Linked DNA regions of Homo sapiens: region 1 is linked to region 2. Evidence: read pairs that join two places in POLR2A ChIA-PET (ENCODE). Cell type or tissue: Panc1. All regions are shown on one strand.

Region 1 (5,000 bases), 100 kb after region 2:
TCATGCCTGTAATCCCAGCACTCAGGGAGGCCGAGGCAGGCGGATCACGAGGTCAGGAGATCAAGACCATCCTGGCTAACGTGGTGAAACCCCGTCTCTACTAAAAATACAAAAAATTAGCTGGGCGTGGTGGTGGGCACCTGTAGTCCCAGCTACTTGGGAGGCTGAGGCAGGAGAATGGCGTGAACCCAGGAGGTGGAGCTTGCAGCGAGCAGAGATCACACCACTGCACTCCAGCCTGGGCGACAGAGCAAGACTCCCTCTCAAAAAAAAAAAAAAAAAATGTAGTTAGGCCAGGCACGGCTGCTCATGCCTGTAATCTCAGCACTTTGGGAGGCCAAGGTGGGTGGGTCACCTGAGGTCAGGAGTTCAAGACCAGCCTGGCCAACATGGCAAAACTCCATCTCTACTAAAAATACAAAAAGTAGCCGGGCATGGTGGCGGGTGCCTGTAGTTCCAGCTACTCGGGAGGCTGAGGCAGGAGAATTGCTTGAACCCCAGAGGCGGAGGTTGCAGTGAGTGGAGATCACACCACTGCACTCCAGCCTGGGTGACAGAGTGAGACTCCGTCTCAAAAAAAAAAAAAAAATGTAGTTAGGTTCTTCCTGTATAGCCTGTCTTTTTCCACTTACCAGGTCTTGCTTCTGGGGTTCCAGGGCAGTTGCCAGTATTTAACCCTGTTCCCCGCTCTCCGTAGAAGAACGCCTGTGCCATGCTGAAGGACGGGACTGCAGGCTCGCACTTCATGGCCTCTCCGCAGTGTGTGGGCTACAGCCGCAGCACAGCGGCCCCCCTCACGATGACTATGTGCCTGCCTGACCTGAAGGAGATCCAGAGGGCTGTGAAGCTCTGGGTGAGGTCGCTGGATGCCCAGTCGGTCTACGTTGCTACTGATTCCGAGAGTTATGTGCCTGAGCTCCAACAGCTCTTCAAAGGGAAGGTATGTGTGGGCCAAGTGGGAGTGCAGTAGGAAGGGAATGAAAGGAGGAGCCAGGATGGTCCCACTGCCCACTGCATGCTTCACGGGCTCCCCTACAAGCCTTTTGCCTGGACCTACCATTCCTCTTCAGTTCCTACCCTCCTTCAAACCCCAGCTCAGAGGCCTCCTCCGTAGTCTTTCCAGGTTTTCATCCACTCCTGGAGCTCACGTATCCCTGCTGGGACCTTCGTGGCCCTATATCATTTCTTCTCTCGGGCACTTTCTGGACTGTATGAGACTGGTGTAGAAATATGTCTTATTTCCTCCCAGGAGCTGTGGGCTCCTTGAAGGCAGGGTCCAAGGCTGACTCACTGTTAACATTCCTTGATGTCTAGCCTGGTGCTTCGACCTCTTTGGGACTGAAACCCTGCCTTACCATCACCAGTGTCTAGTACAGTGCCTGACACTTAGTAGGCAGTCAGTTTGTTGAATGAGGATGTAGAGAGTGGGCTCTGGGGAGAGATCCAGTATAGTGGAGGAGTTAATAGCAGAGACTCTGGAGTCAGAGAACTTGAATTTACCCACTCTGCAGCCTTGAAAAAGTTATTTGACCTCTCTGTGCTTCTGTTTCCTCATCTATAAAATGGGACTGAATAGTACCTATCTCATAGGGCAGTTGTGAAGGTCAGATGTAAAGAAATTGAAACAGTTCCTGCTACAAAATAAGTGCTCAATAAAGTTAGCTATCATCAGTAGTAGAAATTGGTGGCTGATGAATGAAGGAAAGGATCTTTGTGCTTAGCAAACTGTTGAAGAAGCCGTGAATAGTGAGTATTCAGTACATGAGTAAATACTAGAATGTTCTTGGTCAGTGCTTACTATATCAGTGAAGAGTAATACTCAGGCAATGAGTGAGTACGTATTGATAAAATGACTGAATTAGTATTAAGCATTCCATAGGACTTTGTAGGATGAGTGAAAACCGTAAATGCTGTGCAGGCCTTAAGAGGCAGACACTGGGTACCGCTGGCTTTATATCAAGGGCCTCCCCTTCTCTTTCACCCCAGACACAGGAAGCTCCAGTGCAGAGAGGAAGTGCTAAGTCAGCACATTCTAATCTCCTCCCCACCTACTGAACAGAAAATCAGAGCTGGGGCTGGGCACAGTGGCTCATGCCTGTAATCCCAGGCCAAGGCAGGAGAATTGCTTGAGGCCAGAAGTTCGAGACCAGCCTGGCCTAACATAGCGAGACCCCCATCTCTATTTAAAAAAAAGAAAGAAAGAAAGAAAGAAAAGCAGAAGAAAAATATAATTAAGAGAAAATCAGAGCTGAGAGATCTCAGGGGTTGTCTAACCCAACCCCTCTATTTTATAGCTGAGGAAACCAAAATTCCAAGAAAGGATAGAGTTTACCCAAGCAGTCCCAGAGCTAATTATAATGGGCATGACACAGAGTGGGTAAGTTTCAGAATGTGAGTGGAATTGTTTGGGGGATTTTGGCCATGATTAAACTGGTATTATTTCTTTGCTACAATCCAGATAGCAAGATGATGATTTTTGTTACATCAGAAATCTCTGTGGAACAGCAAAGCACTTTCAGCCCCAACTCTGCCCACATTCCCCCCACCTACCTACAACCCCCAACTACCTCTATACTAAGCTGAAGCATTTGGAGAGTCCCAGGGAGTTTTTTTGTGAGTTTTTGGAGTCAGTGTATCTGTTACACCTTGAACCTCTTGCCATTTTCTATTTCCTGTCCCTATGCCAGTCTTCTCATCCCTCCCCACCCCTCAACTCCCTTCTCCATGGGTTCAGAGGCCACCTTTATCCTGAACTAAGCCTTCCTCCTCCATTAAGCTGGTCCAGTGCTGAGTAAGGGTACCAGTAAATAAGATGTGGTCCCGCTCTCCAGGGCTCACATTCTAGACCCAGGAAAAGAGACTGCAGAGAGCTATAACGTGGGCCACAAGGTGGATTCAGGAGCTTGCTAGAGAGATGGGCAGGTCCATTCATTCACCTGTCCACTCACCAGATTTTTACTGGGGCAGGCTCTGTGCTGGGCCTGGCCAGCAGTGGAGAGCAAACCAACACAGCTCTAGCCCCAGTCAGGGGCAGGAGATGATGCTAATCAGAGAATCACTAAGGAGTGGAAACTATAAGCAGAGATGTGTGCTCCAAAGTAGAGCAGCAGGGTTCTGTGAGAGTGAAGAGCAGAGGATGCTGGCCTAGGCTAGAGGGCCAGGGAGCGCTTCCCCAAGGAGGCACCACTGAAGCCGAGATGCGAAGGAGAACTAGGAGCTAACCAGGTAAAGGGAGGTACACCCCAAACAGCACAGCACGCACAAAGGTCCTGAGGAGGGCGGGAGCCTGGGTAGGGGCTGGATGATGGGGGTGGGATAAGAAGAGGCCCAGCGAGGACCTTGTAGGCCACGTTCACAATTTGTCACCCTTATCTGAAGGGCAATAGGGCATCATTAAAGGGTGTTCCACTTGGAGGGCGGGAAGGACAGGTGTGAGGTTATCTCGAAAAGTTTCTTCTGGCTGCTCTGTGGTGAGCAGACCAGGAGAGGCAGTGAGGGGACCAGGGAGAGGCTGTTGCAGTCCATCAGGCAAGAGATTGTGATGATTGGGCCCAAGGAGTGGCCCTCCCTCAAGAGAAGGGCTCACCTTTGGGGAATATCTCAGGGGTAGATTGGACGGACCTTGGGCTTGGATTTGGGGTACATGGGAGATGGAGGCATCCAGCCCAGAATTGGAAGGTGTGGAGCTCTCTGTTCCCCTCTCTGGTTTGGTGGGGAAGTCCACCAGGCCAGGGCTTTAGGAAAAATAGAATTTGAGCTTAGCCTTAAGAGTCTGGTCAGGCCAAGCACAGTGGCTCACACCTGTAATCCCAGCTATTTGGGAGGCTGAGGCAGGAGGATCACTTGAATCTCAGAGTTCAAGACCAGCCTGAGCAACATAGCAAGACTCCTCCTCTAAAAAAATTGTTTTAAATTAACCACGTGTGGTGGTGCACACTTGTAGTCCCAGCTACTTGGGAGGCTGAGGTGGGAGATTGCTTGAGCCTGGGAGGTTAAGACCCACCTGGGCAGTATAGCAAAAGCCCATCTCAAAAAATTAATAAAATAAAAGAGTCTGGTCGGTATTTTAATGGGTGTTGAAGCAGCATTCCAGGCAGAGGGAACAGCACAAGTGAAGACATGAAGGTGTGAATGGTGTGTTTGGAGCTGAGGCTCCTGGAGCCCGGAAGGGTGGGGTGGGCCTAGGCAGCAGCTGGGCAATGCTTCCCTCAGACACTGAACCACATCTTCCTCTTCTCTGCCCCTCCTTTTGTGTCTGTAACTGCAGCTCAGGGAATAAGGTTGGGGGTGTGGATGGCAGGCCTTGGCCTGTAGCCACCCCAGCTTATATGCTCTGTGCTTCTTCCTGCAGGTGAAGGTGGTGAGCCTGAAGCCTGAGGTGGCCCAGGTCGACCTGTACATCCTCGGCCAAGCCGACCACTTTATTGGCAACTGTGTCTCCTCCTTCACTGCCTTTGTGAAGCGGGAGCGGGACCTCCAGGGGAGGCCGTCTTCTTTCTTCGGCATGGACAGGCCCCCTAAGCTGCGGGACGAGTTCTGATTCTGGCCGGAGCACCAGACCCTCTGATCCTGGAGGGACCAGAGTCTGAGCTGGTCCTTCCAGCCAGGCCTGGCAGCCAGAGGTGCTCCGGGATTGCAAACTCCTCTTCTCACCTGCCAAAGATGGAGAAGAGTGCCAGGGACCCCTCAAGGAGGGAGACGCTCCATATCCCAGGGCATAGGACTTGCAGGTTCCTAGGAGCAGGAGCATCTCCCATCGCACGTGCTTTCTGCTCTTCTGGGAATTTCTCACACTGGCAAAGCAGTCCAGCCTCCGTCTTCTGGTCCACTCTGCTCTGAGCAGCCTGGGATGCTGAACTCTTCAGAGAGATTTTTTTATAGAGAGATTTCTATAATTTTGATACAAGGTCATGACTATCCTAGAACTCTCTGTGGTTTTTGAAAATCATTGAATTCTATTAATGTAGGTACCTAAAGTGACCTTAACTGAATGTGGATGA
Region 2 (5,000 bases):
TTCAAAGATTCTAGCATATTACGAAAATATCCTTTGCTGTTTTTCATCTCTTGATCCTTCTAAGATAAATTGGTGTGTGATTTGTTGATAGTATCTTTGTGTGAGGATTGTTTTTCAAAAATTTAAGCTTGAGGTGTTTTGTTTTGTTTTTTAACAACTTTTGGGTGGCTGTTTTTGCCAACAGTACAGGATTTGCCTTCTTTATATTTTGGTTAACTGGAATTCAGGAACAGAGGGGAATTAGAGGAAAAAAGAGGGCAGGGTTTATTTCTCTCACATGACACACTTGCGTTCTAACCAATGACACATGAGGGTTGGCAAAAGCTTCCAATGAGGAAGGGCCAGAATCTTCAGATGCCTAGTCAGGTGGAGGAGGTCCTCTGACGCAGAGGAAATCAGATGCTGTACCCAGCCTGCAGTTGGTAGGCTTTCCATCACTACTCAGAGAGAAAGAAGAAAAATCTATTTGTTTTTGTATTCAAGCCAACCCATACTATGAAACCCTCCCCTTTGTACCAGCATAGAATGTCTCTAGAGAGATTTTCAAGGAACTGGTGATAGCAGTTGTCCATGGGGACCTGGAGTGGGAGGATTTGTTTTTCATGGCATACCCATTTGTACTGTTTGAATTATTTACTGTAGTTTGCTTTTTCAAAAAATGTTCACGCTAGTTGCTTTTAAAAAGCCTTACTCGCTTATGGTTATGCAGGATGTTAGCATTAGGGGAAACTGGGTGAAGAATGTATGGGAACCCTCTGTAGTGTCTGTGTAACTCTTCTGCAAATCTAAATTTACTTAAAAATAAAAAGTTCTTTTAAAAAAAAATGACAGAGGGAAAAAAATACTGTCTTCCTATCCTTCCTATCCAAATTGCCCCATGAGGCAATTTACCTACTAGTCTTGTCATTTCTTTTAAAGATTTTCCTGCTCTCCTGATTCATCTGGCCTCCTGATTGCCAAATACAATACACCTGTCTTAGCCATGGCACTGTGTTTACTGGAGTCAGGCTTTCCTAATGAACATCAGCTGGCAGATACTTGTAAACGTTCACAACAAATCGGAGGAAAAACTCCATGAAAATATTGCTTAAAAGACTTTGACCAAGCTATGTGTCTGCAAAAAGTGTACTGAATTCAGAACCTTTTACAAATTCAGAAACTTGTAAAGCCATTTTTCCCTCAACTTGTAGTCCAGGTAAAAGTACAGGTCAGTCTACATTTTTGGCAAGCCTCCTCAGTGATCCTGATTTCCTATAAAACTGAGTTTCACAGAGTCATCAGAGTGTGTGTGTGTGTGTGTGTGTGTGTGTTGGTTAGTTGGTTGCTTGGTTGGTTGGATGGGGTGTAACTTGATGGATGGGAGGGCTGTGGAGACAGGTGATCAGGAGGCTGTGGCCAATGTCCAGGTGGGAGGAAATAAGCATCTGAAATGCAACAGCAGTGAAAGGTTAGGGAGAGTAGTCAGATACAGAAACTGACTTGAGTTGGTGATTTAGGCGTGTGGAAGACAAAAGTTCGTTGTTCAGACTGCGTAGAAAGAAGAGAATCCGGCAGCTTTTCTAGTTCCTTGCAGGGGTGAAGCACTATTATTAAGGGAAAGAGATGCAATGGACCTTTCTTGCCTTTGATTCCCAGGTGCCTATGCTGCATGCAGATATTTCCTGAGTCCCCATGCTGTGCCAGGCACTGTTCGTGGTGCTGCTTTCCTAGAGATCACATTCAAGGGTAGGGGGACATGCAATACGCAAATAAACATATACATATAGTACATGTCAATTAGATAAGTCCATGAGGAGAAATAGATAAGGGACTAGAGAAATGGGTAATGGGAGCCCTGAGGTTGTTTTTTAGATAGAATGGTCAGTGCAGACTTCTCTGAGGAAGTGATATTTGAGAGACCTGAATGAAATAAGGAGATGTGCCATTGGGCGTGGTAGCTCACACTTGTAATCTCGGCACTTTGGGAGGCCGAGGTGGGCAGATCACCTGAGGTCAGGAGTTGAAGACCAGCCCGGGCAATGTGGTGAAACCCCGTCTGATCTAAAAATAGAAAAATTAGCCAGGTGAGGTGGTGGATGCCTGTAGTCCCAGCTACTCGGTAGGCTGAGGCAGGAGACTCACTTGAACTTGGGAGGCAGAGGTTGCAGTGACCTGAGATCATGCCATTGTACTCCAACCTGGGTAACTCCGTCTCAAAAAAAAAAAAGAAGAGAGATGTGCCGTGCAGGTGCCTGTGGGAAGGGCATTCCACCAGAAGGCACAGTAAAGACGAAGGCCCTGAGGGGTGCAGAAAGGTTTGTTGTCAGGACAACAAGGAGGCCCGTGTGGCTGAGCTGAGCGAGGAGGAGAGTGGGAGGTGAGAGAGGCCAGCACGGTTTTGGAGAAACTTGTAGGAACATCTCTTGGTAACATAGGAGCTTTTGACAGCGTGAACTAGTTGCTATACAGAGAAATGGGAATTAATTAAATGTCCTGGAGCTTTATTTCCTGCCAGCTATCCTGGGAGTTACACACTATAAATGGTTAAAAGAACATTGATCCAGAAGTGGGGAGACATGGCTCCTGTGTGATAGTCTTCCCTTTTGCCCAGATGTTAATTACTTTGTGGCTAACTCCTGGAAGTGCAGAATTGTCCTGTGGCACTCTTGGGAGCATTTGGGAGAGAACATTTATGAGGTCTTCAGGCTTCATGGGTCAGAGGGTGGCTACACTGGGTCAATTAAAGCAACATGAAGGTGGTATGACTTGATCTGCCTCAGAGGATCTTCTTCACTTCTTCTCCCCAATCCAACCCTGGCCTCTCTTCTGAGCAGGATTGGTTGCCGTGGTCTTTACTGCTTTTCTCCCTGATGTGTGAAACAAGCGCCTTCTATGTGCCTGGGGTCGCGCCTATCAACTTCCACCAGAACGATCCCGTAGAAATCAAGGTAAGTGTGTTCCTGGATTTTTGGAGCCTCTGTGCTAGGCAGTGTGTCTGGAGCACCATGGTGAGCTGTTCGTGTCCATCCTGTGGTTGCAGAGAAGAAAGAATAGTGCCAGTTACCCCGGAACTCTGCCTCTCCCTCTCCCTGTGCCTCTGGTTCTCGGTCCCCTCTCTGTTTCTGGTTCTTTCTGTGTCTCTGTCCCTGTGTATGCTTGTGTATATTTGCATCTCGGTCTCTTTCTCACTCTCACTTTTGCTTTCAAGTATTCTGTCTCTGTCATGTATGTGTCCATCTCTTTTTGTGCCTTTGTCTTACTCCACCTGCCTCTTCTTTAGCATCTCTGCCTCCCTTTCTCACCTGCTCCATCTTCTCTGTTACCAGCTTTGTCAGCATAACTCCTAGTGTCTGCTCATATTGTTCATACATTGTGAACGTCTCTTTTCCTTGGCAGTCAGACTTGTAACTTGCAGGAACAGTCATTAAAATAACTTTTACTGAGGGTTATTTACATGCCAGGCATTGTGCATGGCTTAGCTCAGGTTGCCCCCCAAGAACCCACTGGGGCCAATTCCATATGTTACACAGATTTCCTATTCATTTTACAGATGGGGAAACCGAGGCCTGGGAAGGAAAATTAACATGTTCAAGGTCACATAGTGAGGAAGACATAGGGTTAGTTCAAACCCCATCTCTATTTAGAGGAGACGTGGTCTTTCTCTGTTGCCTAAGCTGGAGTGCAGTGGCGTGAGCATAGCTCACTGCAGCTTTGACCTCCCAGGCTAAAGTGATCCTTCTGCCTCAGCCTCCCAAGTAGCTGGGACTACAGGTGTGCACCACCATGCCTGGCTAATTTTTTTTTTTTTTTTTTTAAGTAGAGATGAGGTCTCACTATGTTGCACAGGCTGGTCTTGAACTCTTGGGCTCAAACAGTTCTCATGCTTCAGCCTCCCAGAGTGCTGGGATTATCGGGCATGAGCCACCACACCCAGCCCAAGACCCCATCTCTTAACCACTGCAGTACCTTCTTCCCACTACCTCTGTCAAAAGCTCCCTCCAGAGCAGAGGAGTGGCCTGGAGGTACCAGAGCTGCTCTGGCTTCCAGTCCCACATAGCTAAGTATGTGAGGGTGGACGCCTTGGGTGGGAAGAGAGGGAGTGGGAGGCAACGTAAAGGTGGGACGCATCTCTCTGTAACGTGCATTCTTTTCTCATTGTCCTGAGTGAGAATGCTAAGAAACACAAAATTGTTAAAACAGACTTTTTGGCCATTTTTCCTCAAGCAATTCATGAAATGTTTAATAGAGGTCCTTAATCCCTGCAGTTTCACACCCGGAAAGCTCTGGAACTCAGTTTTTCCAAGCTCACTGAAGGCAAGAACTGACCAGAACTGAACATGAAGCTGTTTATTGACTTTTTCTATTCCACTTAATATGAATATCTTTGCATTTCTCTGCACAAATAGTTATCGAATATGAGGTACTGTCCAGACCCAGCTTGGCTATGGTTTGTATACCACATTGCCTTCTAAAATCTGGAAATTTTCTTTTTCTTTTCTTTTTTTTTTTTGTGAGATGGAATCTTGCTCTGTCACCCAGGCTGGAGTGCAGTGGCATGATCTCTGCTTACTGCAACCTCTGCCTCCCAGGTTCAAGCAATTCTCCTGCCTCAGCCTCCTGAGTAGCTGGGATTATAGGTGCACACCACCATGCCCAGCCGATTTTTGCATTTTTAGTAGAGACGGGGTTTCACCATGTTGGCCAGGCTGGTCTCAAACTCCTGACCTCAAGTGATCTGCCCGCCTCACCCTCCCAAAATGCTGGGATTACAGGGAATCCAGAAAATTTCTAATCCCAAAAAAGAGTTGAAAAAAGATTGTAGACCTGTATTCCAAAAATCTTTTTTACTTTTAGGTGGTGTATGAGGAATGGTCAATAGTTCCTAAATAGTAAAGGTAGTTTTACTTACATTTGGATTAAAATTTTATTTTTTGTAACATTTCGATGGGTTCTATTTTGTCTGTGGTTTCCAGAGCTATATTCTGTGTGCTTGTAGCATTTCCTAAACATTCTTCTTCATT

What was found. Peaks named below come from ENCODE experiments on the same cell type or tissue, not always from the same donor. Only the 100,000 strongest peaks of a DNase experiment are listed, where the experiment ranks them.
Region 1: POLR2A ChIA-PET joins it to region 2 with 10 read pairs; 2 of 35 experiments call an interaction of 5 or more read pairs at or near these places.

Annotation. Positions count from the first base shown.
Region 1 is chr20:32,230,122-32,235,121 of GRCh38, forward strand. POFUT1 (protein O-fucosyltransferase 1) reads left to right here. Exons shown (of 7, transcript NM_015352.2): 6 at 698-940; 7 at 4,352-5,000. The coding sequence ends at 4,540. It overlaps LOC124904884 (a long non-coding RNA gene), which reads right to left and starts at 920. Exons shown (of 2, transcript XR_007067560.1): 1 at 633-920. In Panc1, no CTCF peak of the experiment used is centred here; no DNase peak of the experiment used is centred here.
Region 2 is chr20:32,130,200-32,135,199 of GRCh38, forward strand. It overlaps TM9SF4 (transmembrane 9 superfamily member 4), which reads left to right. Exons shown (of 18, transcript NM_014742.4): 2 at 2,814-2,927. Among named protein-coding and RNA genes, the nearest start is that of TM9SF4, 23 kb to the left of the region's middle. RefSeq lists an enhancer at 3,083-3,242. In Panc1, no CTCF peak of the experiment used is centred here; no DNase peak of the experiment used is centred here.